Regions from separate parts of the Mus musculus genome. Here region 1 is linked to region 2. Evidence: chromatin loops called from intact Hi-C (ENCODE). Cell type or tissue: heart. All regions are shown on one strand. Links, peaks and the distances in the headings refer to the core of each region. The heading gives the core; the rest is flanking DNA. Region 1 has its middle 120 kb from the start of Gm31715. Region 2 holds the start of Gm41053 (a long non-coding RNA gene).

Region 1 (8,304 bases), core at 1,898-6,897, 600 kb after region 2:
GCCTGTTGTTATCAAAGAATTCTTCATCATGTGTCTTTTCATGTGCTTGCTTTAGAAGAACATCCTTTCACCTGTTTCTGCTTCAGGAAAGCACACCTTCACATTTGCCCTAGCAGAACATCATCCAACACAACTGACTCTCCAAAGAACCCTTAAGTTTCCACTTTAGAGGGTACATTAGCTTACACTGTGTGTGTGTGTTTGTGTGTGTGTTTAACTGAGAAAGATAAAATTATGTATATGTCAGTTATAGCCAAAAAAAGTCAGGCATCTTGGCACAATATTTTCCACTATAGTACAGTTTATATAACTAAGAAGATTATAAAACTTTTATTTTGCATCTCAGCCACTTTTTCAGCAGTATATGTAAAGTAGAAGCATAAATATATTGTTTATTTAAACTAAGCCTTTGATTGTAGTTCAGAAGTTCAAAGATTACTATAGAAAGTTGGTAAGTGGATCCCTGGGGCAATAGGAAACAGGTTTTTAAATTTTATTTATTTTATTTTTTGGATCCCATAAGACTCATTTCCAAACCCTATGGGGTTTTATCAAGCTGAGCTTTGAGTATCCTGATCTTTTCAGACTCCAATTAACTTATGCTGTTCTTTGGGTTTTAATTCTGCCCTGCCTTGCTCATCTCCAGCGAGAAGAAAACTAACATTGGAAACATGGTTTAAGCAAAGTGGTGACTGGGAAATTTCTTTTTTCAAAGGGGGGAATTGGGTTCCCAAGGGAGAGAACAAACATCCTAAGCTACTTGGACTACTACAAACAGAATCTGTGATAATGTCAAGAAGCAGAATATGGGGCAACAAGAAAGGAGGACACCTACCCAAAGAAGCAGAGGCAGCGTCTGGCCAGCCCGCTGAAAGTGAGTACATTTATAGCTCTGGGAAGAGCTGGCAAAGATAGCTTTCCTTTCCTGTCCCTCAGCCTTTCTGCCCGGGTCCACAGCTTTGTTGCACTCATTCTGTTCCTGTCAGGCAATTCTGAAGCCATTGAAAGACGATTGGTTTTTGTTCCTGGCAACCCGTAGCCACAACCAGCAAATTTAAACTCCTGGCTAGCTTCAAAGAGCAAGAGAGAACAGGGGTATCCTGCGTCCATGTGGGAGGGAGGTGACTCTGAAGTTTTCATAGAGAAGATAACCATTGCACATGGGCAGGCCAAACAGGCCTTGGAAAAAGGCCTTAGACTTGAGTCAACCATGAGTAAGAGTCTATGAGCACAGTGACTACAGCTAGTTACACGCTTAGCAAGACTTAGACTAAACATTGTGGCCTGTGTGCTTTCTCTGGTGTTTATTATATCCCATTTGTAGAAGTATCCATAACATTTTTAGAATTTTTCTGTACATGCAAGTTTATAACATTTCATTTCTATGCATGCAAATGGCCAACGTGAATCAGTGCTTACCCTAATACCCATCACTGGACGAAGCACTTGTCTTCTCTTGGTTTAATTTTACAATTGTAGAAGAAAATGCCTCATTCCAATGCTTATTTGTTGAAATAGTGTAGAGTTCTGTCATTCAGCTGATGTGAAAACCAAGGATAACTTGCCTTGGGGGTTATGCAACTAATAAACTATGGCATAATTCCACTCAGAGGTATTTTTAGGTCCCAAAGCCACGTTCTAAATCCTTACCCAGTAGAATTCTGAGAGCAAAGTTTCAAGTCTAACTCTGCTAAGCCTCAGACTCCACAGTTGGTTTAATGAGAGGTTAGGATGCTATGACTGGCCAGTTCTGGGATGGTATGGTCTCTTGAATCAAAGCTTGCTAACTTGGCAGAAAAAAAAAAGGAGTGTTCCTGGGCCTCCTCCACCCTGGCAGCTCTGCTTAAAGACACAGGGCATGTAAGGTAGTTTTGCTCTTGATAAAATGAGCCCGAGATCTATAAGCTGGCCTCAGCCTTTTGGCGAAAACTCTGAATATATGGTAACCTATATCTATATTTTTCTTCAGATACAGTGAGTCTTAGAATGTCTACCTTCTTAGAAAAGAGTCTCTCTCTAGAGTTCACGTACCAGCAACTACCTCTTTTTTCTTTTCCTATTTTTGTTTTTGGTTCTGTGGCGGGGGCTTTTTGCCTTTTCTTAAAACAATAATTCTCATAAGAGATGTAAATACTCTTTTCCCTCAATAATCTTGAGGCATGGGTTCCAGGAAGCTCATGAATACCAAAACTCATGGATGCACATGTCCCTTAAGACATATCTGCATATAATCTACAAACATCATCCTATGTTCTTAAAACTATCTCTAGATTGCTGCTAATATAGATAGTTGGCATATGATTTTCTTTAGGAAATAATGACAATGATGAAAAGGGCTTGGACACGGTTCATCTAGACCTTTTTCTCTCAATATCTTTAGTCTGTGCTTAATGGACTACGCAGGTACAAAACCTGTAAATACTGAGGCCCACATCTGCATGCTGCTACCATTTCCTCATCTCTCTCTCTCTCTCTCTCTCTCTCTCTCTCTCTCTCTCTCTCTGTGTGTGTGTGTGTGTGGGGGGTATGTCACACATGTGAGAATAGCATCCATGTGAAGACCAAGAGTTGACATTGAGCATCCCCCTCAGTCGTTCTCTCCTTCATTCACTGAGGCAGAAACTCTCATTAAACCAGAAACTTGGGATTTGACTGGTCTAGCTACACCTCTAGCCAGCATATCTTGGGGAATCTCCTTACTTCTCCTAAGCTAGGGATTATAGGCAGATCACCATGCATGCCCAGGTTTTTAAAAATCATATGTATTGAGGAATGCATGACATGTGTAGGTGTGGGAGTCACAGGTTGACCTGCAGGAGCCCATTCCTTTCCTTCAACCAACGATGTGGATGCCAGGAATCAAATACAGACAAATACTCTATGTATTCAGTCGTCTCTCCAGCCACATGCCTCCCAGTGTTCTTTTTCAATCTGCTCCAACTAGGTTTCCACTGTCAGTCAACAGAAACCTCTCTTGTCAAGCTCTCCATCACCCTCCATAACATTCTTCATCTGGCCTCTCAAGAAGTGAAACTTTAGTGGTAGGAAATGGAGAAATATAAAACAACTAATGAGTACCTAAAGACAAAAAAAATACATACTTATGGAAGGTCTTAATTGGAACTCAATAGCTGAATGTTAAAAGTATGAGTATGTATATTTTCATAAAGTCTCTTACTCTTCCAAAAGTCTCTTTTTATGGCACTGCTATTTGCTGCATTAAAAAATGGCAGTTACTTAGTATATATTTTACTTCAATAAATATACCCTCCCATTTTACTACTGCTCTATCTAATTGGAATATACACCAAGAGTATGTGAAAATGTTTAAAACTACCTAGACCAAAGGGAATCACAATGGTTTCTAGCTGCAGGAGTTCATCTGAATTGCCTTTTCCATATTCAGATAGGAAGACAGGTTAGAGAGTTAATAATGTCTGCACTGACACATAGCTGCTAAGTGGACTTGGGACTAGAAGCCATTCCTCAAAATTTGAACCCAGAGTCATCCTATTATAGCATGCTTCTTTGGTATATCTCAAAAGGTTAAAAGATTTGACACAATCACTGTTCCTCTGACTAGTCAATGCATGGTACTGACAAAACTCACTAATCTCTCTTCTTTAATCTGTCTGTTTTTAACCTGCTATGGGTGTGTTACTAGGCATTTGGCAAGTGGTCCCACATCATACTCTAGGTATGTCAGTTATAGTAATTGGGACTAAAAATGTCTTACCTTTTTAAAGAATAGATCATACTTAAAGTTACACTAATGATAACACTATTTTTATTCATCTGTAACACGCTGAGTAGCATGTACTATGGGAAACGGACTTAAATTTGGTAGGCTAGGAACTTGGCCTAATGGCCTTGTATTTCAACCCATCATCCATATTTTCCCACAAGCATGGAATGTCCACATTTAACTGTCACCTTCATGTTCAGCAAACCAATGCCTTTGAGATGATTAAGACACCTAGGAGACACTCTCACATTGCTTGGGTCATCTGGTTATTAAGCATACTAAGGGAAAAGCAGAGATTTCTTGAGAAAAGGAAACGTTGGGGATTTTCCTAATGCTCTTGGTGGGAGGACCAGTAGAGGACAAGATTTTTCATCCCACCTGGCCAAGAGCCAGCTGAGCTACCTACTAGGGAGACAGCATCACTGTGAAGTCAAAAGTTACCCCCCCCCCCCGAAAAAGCAGAGGTTGGGCCCAAAAGAGACACAAACCTCCAACCATTTCTCAAATCATGGTACCACACTGAACATTATGATAGGTTGTCTCTATATTCGTACCCAATTTTTTTCCACTATGAATTTAGCACTAACAAGGGAGTTGAGGGAGGTGCTACCACCTCCACTTTCCTGCAGGCCACAACAGCAGGTGTGCTGATTTTCAAAGGAAAGTGAAATATTTGCCAAATCATTTGGCACACTCAAACTCCAAATGTGCCAAATTACCTGTCAAACTTAAATGGCCTTTTAAAAAGAAAGACAAATGGCCTGCCCACCTTCATCTGCATGGACCCACACTGCCATCCAGTGGCTCATTGTGTCAGTCACAATGGGGCTCCATTGTCTTCCAGGGTTTGGATCCAAGCTGAACACCCTTGTCCTTGGCATTGGCTCCTTCTCTACTCAGAGCCTTTGGGGCTGAAAAAGATGCAATGAGTTGCATATAAGTTGGATTAGAAGAGAGTTGGTGCCAAGACTTGGATGTTTTGCCCATGGCATCTAAAAAGAGCGTAAGCTGCCTGTAGAATTTTCCAACCAACAGATATTCAAGTGTCTTTCTTCCACATAATCACTGACCAAGAAAAAAAAAAAAGGAAAGAAGGAAGGAAGGAAGGAAGGAAGGAAGGAAGGAAGGAAGGAAGGAAGGAAGAGAGAGAGAGAGAAAGAGAGAAGAGAGAGGGGGGAGAGAAACCCATTATCATACACAGGTGTCTGCGTTTAGCCCTATAAGCACCTTTCCCTCATGGATAACTAGGCCAAGCAGCACATGGCGATCCATTTTATTTCCACAGTGCTTATCTGTAAGTCCTTACTTGTCTAAGTTCTCCTTTAAAATACCCATTTTAATGGGCTGAACTTATCTCTGCAGTGAAGGTAAGGAGTTCCAGCCATATGAGCTTGTGGGACATATATAAAGAAGAAGAAAGTTCATAGAGGAAGGAGAAAAATGAGATAGAGAGGCAGACTCTGTAGGCTTAGATTTTTCTAAAACCTACTTTAATAAGGGTTCTTAAATGCTTTAACCTCCCTTCTAGCCCTCCACCCACCAGAGGTGGTGGAAAGGAAAGGTTAATAGAGCAAAGGAGGATGTGGACCTGTTTAGAAATAGTTCTTTTGGGTGATTCCAATCTTCATTGTCAGGATATCAGCAGTTCAGTTGACAGGAACCAGCAGCAGTAGCTTGATTCACTTGCAAACACCATTCACGAATCAGCAATGAATGTTTGATCCAGAGGAAACCATGAGGCTCTGCCAATCTGCCCAAGTCCACAGAAGGGGCAAGAAGCCCCCAGAAAATCATGAGAAGTTCTTTGGTGTAATTTTCTCTACAAAGTCATGACAAACAATGATCAGTGAAGAAGGGATGGTAAACCACATCACATCAGTAAAAACCAATGAAGAACAGCAAAGAGTGGCAAGGTAATGCCAGAATGTCATCCAGTCAAGAGAGTTATATTTGTACCCTTTCCAGACATCACATGTCCTCTCCAGTGTCCACTCCAGCAAAACACCACATGTTTGTTCTCAGCAGAACAGTTTCCCATGTGTCAGCTTCAGCAAAATATCCTCTCACACAACAGTCTCCAGAAAAGCATCACATGACACAACTGAGTCTCCAAAGAAACCAGAAACTTCCACTTCAGGATGTAATTCTCTTCTGTGTGCACAACTGTAGGTTAAGGGGTGTCACCTTTCTAACAATTGGGTTTCAATAATAAACTGTACTGTGAGCAGAGCTTCTAAAAGGAATATCGATGGTATGGTGACAGCCAAAGCTAAGAGTTGGGTTCCTTTTCAGCTAAAGGTTGTAAAATGTTTATGAGCTAAGCCGATCAAAGTTGAAATGAGAGTGAATGGCCACTAGGTTGGCTCTGAAGAGAATCATAAACAAAGATATGAACAGGAACCACAGACTGCTAAAATGTCAGCTCTGACATTAGTGTGAATTAGTGTGTGGACATCATGGTTCACCTCAGGTTCAGTTAGATCAGATCTAGGCAAGCTACTGTGCCATTTCTTCACCCATTTAAAAAGAGCCATTAAAGAAAGCTCTTTGCTTCCTAAAGAAATCAAATCCATCTAGTTCTAATTAGACCCTCTAGCTGAGGCTATGCCTTACCCCCATTTTCCTTTTTCTATTCAGTCTTATTCACTTTTAACATATTGTATATAATAATCAGAAATAAAGGAAACATATATTGTCAGCTAGACTTACATCTCCATTTTGCAGACATGGAAATTGAGACCCATTTCCCCAACTATATTTTCTAAATGAATCTAAATTTTTCTTAAAACAGAAGACATAACAGGAAAGGTAAGCTACTTTTATACTTTTCATAATAAATATTCCTGATCTGCCCCTGCCATCATCCCTCCATTCTAAATTCTTAGTTTAATACCCACAAATGAGGATAGCTTTCACCTCTCACCAAATAAATTTCTCTTTGTAACAGATGGAGATCACTGCATAAAACCACAACTGGCCAAAATTCTTCAATGTGTACATATACAACACAACTTCTACACCTAAAGCTTAGGTAATATAGAAGAAGAGGGGGTGGAAAGATTCTAAGAGCCAAAGGACCAGGAAATTTGTTGTAAAATTGTGTCTCTGAGAAATGACAGAGAAGCTGTTCCCATGATATCTAAACAATATGGCTGCCTAAGCAAGACCTGAACAAGGACATCAAGAACAAGGACAGCTCAGGCTCCTCCTGGACAAGGAACTACAAGCAACTAAGGAATGCTGGAAGTGGGAGAAAGAGTTTTACCCAGGAATTACTCCTTCCCCCTATTGGCTATCTAATACCAAGTGGTTAGATCTAAAATAGTATACATACAAGCAACCTAAACAGACTCGTGTGTGTGTGTGTGTGTGTGTGTGTGTGTGTGTGTGTGTGTATGTGAATAACAAGTCAAGAAACAGAAGCCATGAATTTGAAAGGGAGCTAGTGGAGCAGAATGGGAGAAGTTGGAGAGAGAAAAAGGAAGGAGGAAAACAATATAATTTTACTATAATTACAAATTATTTTTAAGAAATTTGGAAAACAATCTCATCTACAATAGCCTCAAAATGTATCCTGGAAAAAATTGTGAACAAAATTATTAATACCTCCTTGTTGGGAATTATTCTTTATTACTATTTTATTGCATCCCACTCGACCGGCAAGAAAGACGCAACAAACCGAAATCTTCTGCGGCAAAGCTTTATTGCTTACTTCTTCAGGAAGACCCCGAACCGGGAAAATGGCGCCGCTTATATAGCCCACAGCGTGATGTTTCAGCACCTGATATGGCATGACAGCTCCTGATTCGTTGCTCACCCATCACTCCACTATTACGCCCTGAGAATGGGCAGTGACTAGGAGTGAGTTCACTCTCGCACCTGCGTACAAGGCTTGTTTACTAGTTAGGCACAGTGGAGGCCAACGCCATCTTATAATGGCAATTGCTCATGGCACAGCTCTCCACACTATTTTAATAATTTACACATTTAATCATTCTGTTAGCTTCTCAAGACATACCATATTAGCATCTTGAAGAGTCAGTGTAGGGTTAAATAAGGTTCATGTTACGGTTAAATAAGTCAATAAGGAAGGGTTAAATCAAATGGTCACTGAAGAGGGCAAGCTTTAAAAATAGGGAGGGGGAGGAAATATACCCAAACTTCTTATCAATAAGTAACATAATCTAAGAATTTGGCAGACCAAAAAGATGGTATAATTATACTACCTTCCCCCTGCCTCTATTTGGGGATGAGGGTGAGCAAAAAACATTCAGAGACACACCTATTTGTGCTTAGGAACTAGAGATTTTAAGTCGTCCAACTCTGGTGTCACTAATGTAGACAAGCTGACTGATCAGGATTTTGAAGACTTTCTACTGGAGGAATTGTGGTTTTCTGGATTGTTCCACTTAAAGGCCTAACAAAGCAGTTTAATAACACTGTATCTAAGACTAGGAGAATGATAGTACATCAATGATTGATTGTCTGGTGTGAAGAAATGCAATTGATAAGTAGTCATGTGTGAAAAAATCATTTAAAAGAGCCATTCTTGGACTACA
Region 2 (8,304 bases), core at 1,251-6,250:
ACTGGTAGCTGAATAATTAACAGATGGGACTTTTTCATGTGTGACAAAAGCTGGGGTTTGGGCTCTAGAAACTTTGTATATCCTACGAGAATATGTAGGATCATAAATATATTATTATGTATCTTAATCATCTTACCTTCCCAAATAGCGTGTGCTCTTTTTAAAAAGAATATTTCAGGACTGGGTGTGATGTTATGTGCCTGTCATCCTATCACTGAAGATATGGAGGCAGGAGGATCAGAAGTTCAAGGTCACCTGGGCTGAGAGTGAACCTGTTTCAAAACAAACAAACAAACAAACATGCAAACAAACACACACAAATAACCATTAACTGTGTAAGATTATCGGGTATAAGTGATAACAATATTTGTATGTAACAGGTAATTATCACATAAAATCTCTGAAAAAGGCCAAGTCTGAGCTTTTACTATAGATTCATGGAATTGAAGAATATTATATTTGGAAGGTCACTTAGAGGCAGCCTAGCAGTGGTTCCCAGAAGCCAGTGAAAAAGGCTAATGGCATAGCCCAGTGTATCCAATGCACAGCAGCATGTGGAAAGGCAAAACAACTACACAAAGTATCTTGTCTGGAACTCATTGGAACCCTGTAAGGAAACCTTTTAAAAAGAGCACATGCTATTTGGGAAGGTAAGATGATTAAGATACATAATAATATATTTATGATCCTGCATATTCTCGTAGGATATACAAAGTTTCTAGAGCCCAAACCCCAGCTTTTGTCACACATGAAAAAGTCCCATCTGTTAATTATTCAGTGGCAACCCAAGCAGGGGAAAAAACTTCCTTTTTTATCTTCACTAACTTTTAGGGGTAGTAGTTAGGATTGTAGATGACTAGAGTCAGCCTATTTAGTAATCCCTACTCTGTATCTATATGATGCATCCATTTCAAAGATGAGGCAAACGAGGTTCCAGAGAGATGAAGGGACTTGCTGAAGCCACAGAACCTGGCAGTGGTGAAGCTTGAAGGCAGCCTCAGACTCACATGCAAGACATACACACACGTACAACTGTTCAAGACAGCTTGACTGCCCAGGCCCGTGAGCATCCAGGACTTAGAGAAATACCATGTCTGTGGCTCTCAGAACCTGACAAGATAGCTAGAGAAAGGGAAATTATTTCATGTGTGACTGGAGCCAGAAGCCTCCTCTTTTTCCATCTCCTCCACAGCCATGTTAAGCACAAGGCCAGGGTCATAGGTCAGAGTTCAGAGAGAAGGTGGGGCCTTGGGATGCCCAGGGGACCAGGCAGGGAGTCACAGGGAACTGGATGGGGCCACTCCTCTCCTTTCATCCGTCTGCTTCCCTGGGCTACTGTAGGAGAAGCCTCATTGAAGTCAACAACAGAGGTGGTAAATTTGGGTGCATGCCCAGCCAACACTCTGGGGACAATTTTCCCACCTCCACAAAGATTGTTGGTTCCTTGTAGCTTCTTTCCTGCAGAGAAAGAAAGCAAAAACCTGGTTCCATTTCAGAATTTAAACACAGGAAAGAATGTTTTGTTACTATGTAGAGCCTCCCCCCATTTCCCATAGACCCATGACTTTCTTTCTCAATTTAGGCTTATTTTCAGGTGACCTCTGACCCTCTCTGGGATGTGCTGTGTACATCCACTGCACAGCGTTGGCACAGGCTTTCTCTATTGCTTGCCATTTTCCTGTAAGCCGGTAGTTTAGAGCAGTTTGGCTTTTAAAAAGGCTAACCTATCAGGACATGCAACGGGAAGGGGACGACACACGACACAGAGTACAGGGCAGCTAAACCTGGAGCTTTCTGTCTTTGCTATCAATCATCATGCGTAGAATGGATATATAATGAATTCTGCATAGAGATAATAGGACATTTTGGGTTTATTGTAAAGAGCTGAGGTTGAAAGGTCTCTATTTTGATTCTGGCAGTCGCAACTAAAGTAAAGCAGAAGATAGCGGGACATCTTGATGCTAAGGCTGCTTTGAGACCGCTTCTCTCAGTCCATATGTCACAGTATCCCTTTGACTGCAAAGCTGGGAGTTTCTTCCAACAAATGGATGTAGTTATTAAATGAGCCAATGATGGTCTAAACTAATTAATGCCATTCTAATAATGCTTAAATGTCTCTCAAGAGAAACCTGGAAAGCTCTTTCATAGAAAGAAACTAGAGGAGCGTGAGTGGCGAATGAGTGTCTCAGTAAATGAATTTACCTTCCCGAACCACAGGTTCATTGGTTAGGATGTGAGTTTTACAATGAAGGAAACAGGGTCTGTCTACGGGATGTTCATGACTAAGAATTTACCTGTCTGCCTGGCAAAGCCCTGGACTTTCCAGAAAACTGGGATGAAACAAGGGCTTACTCATGAGGTCTTCACCAGTGCACACGAGACCAGAGCTGGATGAGAGGTGAGAAGCTGAGCACAGAGGAACACCCCGAGCAGGAGGAATGGCCAAGCCAATGCTGAGGACCACCACACTGAAGAAATAGAAACAAAACACTCACTTAACGTGTTGAATAGCTTTACATCAACTTGATCCCAGCCAAAGTCATCTGAGAGGGGGGAACCACAATTAAGAAGATGTCTCCATATAATTAGGCTGTAGGAAGCTTGTGGGGCATTTTCTTAATTAGTGATTGATGGGGGAGGGCCTAGCCCATTGTGGGAGGGGCCATCTTTGAGTCCTGGGTTGGCCTGGGTTCTATAAGATGGTCCCGGGTTCTATAAGAGAGTGAGATGTGAAGGACACAGGGAGCAAACCAGTAAGCAGCATCCCTCCATGGCCTCTGCATCAGTTTCTGTCTCCAGGTGCCTGCCCTGCTGAGTTCTTGTCCTGACCTCCTACAATGGTTGACAGTGACATGGAAGTGTGAGCCAAATAAACTCTTTCCTCCCCCAGTTTGATTTTTGGTCACGGTGTTTCATCGCAACAATGAGAGTCTCAGCAAAGCCTTGGAAACTGACTCAGAGGATCCCACAATTCATCACTGTAAGCACGGGCAGAGATGCTGTCTGTAACACCTGATGCCCAGTTAACTTGGATTTTCAGACAAACCATTAATACGCAGGCGGATTTCTGAGTTCGAGGCCAGCCTGGTCTACAGAGTGACTTCCAGGACAGGCAGGGCTACACAGAGAAATCCTGTCTCAAAAAACCAAAAAAAAAAAAAAAAAGAGTTAACTGTTTTAGCTAAGGTCTCTACTGCTGGATCAGAGAGCACTTGTCTATGGCTCCTTCAGGAGGCTGGCCAGCGTAGAGGCCATCCAGAGTAGATGGCTGACACAAGGGGGCAGAGTGGAGGCTGTAGCCACGAGCTTCCATCTTAGATCTGGGGTGTCCCAGCTTGAATCACACAGCTCTGCCACTATCAAAGGGCTCCGAGTCTTAGTCTACTTATTAAAAAGACAAATGGAGATTAAAAACAAAACAAAATAAATGAACAAAACCGTTCACAACATAGAATTCTGATGTGAATGAAAAGTACTTATATAAAGTTTTTAGAATGGCTCTTGGGACAGCCGGAATATCTGCTGTAGATATTCCAACCACGGAAGCTTGGCAGACGCATGTGCCTTCAACACCTGGCAACGGCACTGCCAGATTCTTCTGATTAGCTTGAAATGCATACATTTTCCCCATTGATAAGGCTCTGCTCTAGCAGCAGCTCCTTTATTCTGTTGTTTTTCAGCACCGATGAGAATCATGTTCTGCTTTGAAGCATGTCCTTTTATACGATCAGGGGGGAAATGTTTTCCACACTAAACATGTGGTTTCCCCCTTCAGAGACAGATAGATTCCCTGAGCTTCTGTCCTCCATCCATGGCCCACTCAGCTGGACACCACTGTTTGACCTAAAAGTCCTCCTGTGTGTGCATCCACAAAATAGCAAAACGAAAGTCTACTTGCTAAGGGGGCTATGAAGCCCACCACAGTGTCACAGAGTGTGCTTGTTCTCTGGCCCAATAACTTTTCAAGGGGCCTTCTGGAAATGCCCCTATTTGAAACACAGCCCCAAATCCCATAGTTTGGAAGATTCTGCTCACTGGAGGCATCCCCTTCATGTCTTGCTCTCCATGGCGTTAGGAGCTGACTCCTTGGTGCTCTTGCTGGGTCCATGACAGACTTCTGTTGTCTCTCCCCTCCCATCTTGTGTGTGTGTGTGTGTGTGTGTGTATGTTTGATGAAGAAAGAAGCCTGAGAAGGCATGTGCCTAAAGCCAATGGACATCTTAACATAGTCCTGATTTTGAAAGAATAAGTAAATAAATGGGTAAATTCACAATGACTGTTAAAAAGTGCTTCTCCGATGACAAAGTGCCATGAAAAATGTGGCTTATTACTGAAGGCTGACAATTTTATTGCTGTTGTACAATTCTCCTGCCCTGTAGGACACTGTACACGGAACGGTTTGCATTTATTTTTGCAGATGGAAAGATTCTCTCGGTCATGTTCATATTCCTTCTTCTTTTGAAATAGAACCTTCCAGTAGCTTTACCTGAAAAACGTGTTTGTGAGGATGAGAAGGGTGCAGTAAAAAAAAAACAAAAACAAAAACAAAAAAACCTACACAGAACATAAGAGCTTCAGGAAACCAAAGAAACATCCAGATAAGATGTATATCATAAACCTGCTCTATGAAAAGCTGGGTTTCCACAGAATGTATACCAAAGTGACCACTGTGAGTCATTTCAACACTTGGGCCTCCATGTTCTGTGGGTGCCTTCAGCTTGTCTGCCGATATAATTGTGAGAGATCTGAAGCCTGGAAAGAGAGATCAGTGGACAAAGAGGTTCCTATGGAAATGAGTTTGAATTTTCAGCACCCAGGTAGAATGCCAGGTTTGACCCCAAACATCTACAACCTCAGTTGTAGTTCCTTCTCACAGAGAAAGAGACAGGCGGATCCCTCGAGCTTGCTGGCTAGGCAGTTTAGCTGAAATGGCAAGATCTAGATTCATCAAAGAAACCTGTCTCCAAAAATAATACAGAGAGCAATAAAACACAACACAACAGAAACCAACCAACAAACAAACAACTGTGGAAAGAAATTGAAGAAGACATAGTGATATGTCAATATACATCTCAGCAAGCACATGTGAATTAACATAATATGTTCCTGTACACACTCCCCACACACGGGGCTGGGAGCAGAGAGAGTGGGGGCAGGGAGGGAGGTGGAGAGACTGGTAAAATGATGTGTGGCGCAGAGAAGAACCATTTGAAGAGAGGGAAAGGGGTCTGACTCTGTGCTTTGTGGTGTCAATGGATATAGCTTTCCAAGACACAGGAGAGAAAACAACTCAGAAAAAAACTAGGCAAGGCAAAGAGACCGAGCACAAGCGCGGCGGGTACTAAAAGTGAAAAGAAGATCAAACAAGGAGGCTGGTTAAGTGAGGGCCAAGCCTCCAGCTTCTAGAGGGCCAATGATGGGTGGGTGGTTCACGGCATGCCCAAGTCTGTCTGCTGTTGGTGCAGAGGACCACAGGCCCCAGCACCAGGCAGGCCCTTTCTCCACTCGGGTGACACAACACACATGTGAGGATTGTAAGACGAGGCCCTTAGGGCTCTGCTCACAATAAAAACATTGTTTGAGCCCTTGACACATGACTCAGGGTGCATTGTATGTCTGACTGAAAAAAAAAAAAAAACCCGATGAGCTGTACCTACAAGCACTAACGTGTTGGCCAAGTTGAAAGTGGTGTCCTGTTACATAAGAACTACAAATACCTGGGCGCAAGCACCTTGTATGGGGCAGGCTGAACCCCTGGAGAGAGAGTGCCAGCCTCTCCACTGCCAGCTGAGAATCACCGTGCTTGGACTGGGTGTTTCGTTTTTGTTTTTAACCCAAGCTTTTTGGCAATGAGTCCTGAATGCCAAGTGGGGCCCCTGAACCCTGCCTGGCACAGGACTGTATTTTATAACATTATTCCTGTTTCTTCTCTTTTTGAAAACAAACAAACAAAAAAAGAGGTGGATAACAAAATAGGGGAAAGGAAAGAGTAATTAAAACACGTTTGTGCAAAACACTTGTGTGCTAAGCCTGCAAGAGATTGTTAAAAAACAAAACAAAACAAAACAAACAAAGACCAAAAGAAAAAGAAAAGAGCTTCTACCTAAATATAGGTTCAAATCTTGGTTTCGTCATGCTTTAGCTGTGGGTTCCCTGATAATTGTTCAATGTTCCTGAGCCTTAATTTTTTCATCTGTAAAATGGGCACAACAACATTACCAACCCCCAAGAGTTCATGTGAGAGCATGTGAGATATTCACAAAAAATGGAGCTTGGCTTCACACGCAGTGCCTGGAGCCTTGAAGACATTAGCAAGGATTACCCATACAATAAGGGAGTTGCCCCCCTCCAGTTCCCTCCAGGGATGCTAAGACTGAAAGAAAATATCAGCAAGATAGCGTCTTGAACAATACCCATTCCCTGCTGGGGGTAGGGTAGTGTACTGTCTGACAACACTGAGCATGGGGTTGGAAGTTTAGACTCATCTCACTACTTAAGACTCGAGGAAGGTTAAATCCTGCCCAGTGTGTCTTCCCTTCCAGCCCAATAGATATTCCCCTTACTCCACTTTCTGCCTGCAGCAAGAAGGCTGAGACCCTCTATGGGTTGTGGGAGTAACTCCTGTTTCCACTGGTCTGCGATCCAGCAGACTGACTGAGCAAGGAAAAGAAAGATGGTGACACACTCCTGTTATCCCACACTTGGGAGGTTGAAGCACGAAGGTCAAGAGTTCAAAGCTAACTTAGGCTACATTTTAAGGCTGGGTCTCAAGGGAAAATGAAGAGTAAAGAAAAACAGAAACAAACAAACAAAGAAACATATTCACTTCTGCAGAGACCATGTCCCATATATACTAGAGGAAAACTGGACAAATTCCTCTACTGTTTGGCCTGAGGACTGTGAGCACAGTTTTAAAAAAATATTAAAAATAACTAAAATAAAAATAGTGTTGAAATTGTAAACAATCCAGAGGAAAATAAATAGAAAAGTTAATCAATTCTAACTTATAAGTATTATTATTAGCATTGTATTTTTCTTGTCTAATATTCTGCCTGTGTACATTAAGTAAAATATATGTATCTGTTTTTATAAAATACAACCAAACATGCATGCTGTCTTATGACTTCCGTCACGTGACAACCTTTTGTTTATATTTTTCCACATCATTAAAGTTTCCTCCATAATCTGCAGCTTGATTTTAATGGCTGCTTGTTTTTTCCACACTGTACAGAGCCAGCCTTCTATTGCTGCACATTTTGGCTGTTCCCGGTCCCCCCATTGTAAGTATTGACAGGCTTTTGGAGAATAATGAAAGGCTCAAATGTTTGGCTTGGTTTCTCTCTTTGGGTAGAGTCAGTCTTTTCTTCCTCTTTGTATCCTTTAGCTTTTGGGTGGAGGCCCAGAGAGCTCCGCAAGGGGTAGTGTGTGTTTAAGAAACTCAGCTAAGGAAACAAACTGATTGCAAAGAGCTCTGAACTCCGAGCTCTGGGAAAATGCTGAACATTGTAATTGGCCTAACGCTGCTGCTCCCGTGAGAGATGCCATCTCCCTTGGCCTCCAAAGTCCTGGCGGGGATTGTAACTTTTCGCATCCAGCTGATGACAGATAGCTATTCAGCACTTCAACAGTTAGGTGCAACCCTCAGTATATTCCCTCAAGCCTTTCAAGTACTCTTTGCATAGGCTCACCATGTTGTCCTTGGAGACGAAAAGCCAAGCAGGATGACACCAGCAGAACAGGACTGCTGGCTTGAGGTTTCATCTAAAACGATGGCCTCTTGGACAGGGCTGAAGCGGCCCTCCCTGAGCCAGGCTGTGGGTCAATGTTGACTCAGGAAAGCATGCCACTGATGAGCCACGGGCATGCCAGAGAACTGCGCAGTTCATGCCAACGAGTAACCTCATACGATAATCAAGCACGAGCCAATCTGTGGACGCTTTGCGTAACAGCATATTTGGATTTGGGGCTTAGCTTTCAGGGTTTTAAGTTTCACATTTGCCTGAGCATACTCCCAGCCTCCTGGGGCCCCTCCTGGGTGCCCTGTCTCTGCTTGCAAACGGAGAGAGCAGTTCTTCTAAGAGCAAGGACTTGGCTCTCCTCTGCAGGTAACACAGAGCTCAGCCAGGGTTCAGCTGTCTCTCTTTTGGCTGAGCCTCTTTCCGGCCTGCGCTACTTCTGCACACAACCTGATTCTTGCTGATGGGTCAGCAGTGTGGCCTTTTGTAATTCTTAATAGACAGCCTTGGCATTGTCATAACCTTGGATCCACCTTAACATTGAGATTTGTTGACTGGCATCTGCTAA

Evidence for each region. Peaks named below come from ENCODE experiments on the same cell type or tissue, not always from the same donor. Only the 100,000 strongest peaks of a DNase experiment are listed, where the experiment ranks them.
Region 1: it touches region 2 in a loop (4-fold over the local background); 2 of 42 quality-filtered maps call a loop at or near these places.

What each region holds. Positions count from the first base shown.
Region 1 is chr13:107,322,127-107,330,430 of GRCm38, reverse strand. No RefSeq gene overlaps it. Among named protein-coding and RNA genes, the nearest start is that of Gm31715, 120 kb to the right of the region's middle. In heart, for the core only: a CTCF peak has its summit at 4,547 (motif pointing left); no DNase peak of the experiment used is centred there.
Region 2 is chr13:107,922,992-107,931,295 of GRCm38, reverse strand. Gm41053 (a long non-coding RNA gene) reads right to left here and starts at 7,885. Exons shown (of 3, transcript XR_873936.1): 1 at 7,689-7,885; 2 at 2,353-2,468; 3 at 1,249-1,458. In heart, for the core only: a CTCF peak has its summit at 3,278 (motif pointing right); no DNase peak of the experiment used is centred there; H3K27me3 peaks cover 2,212 bases.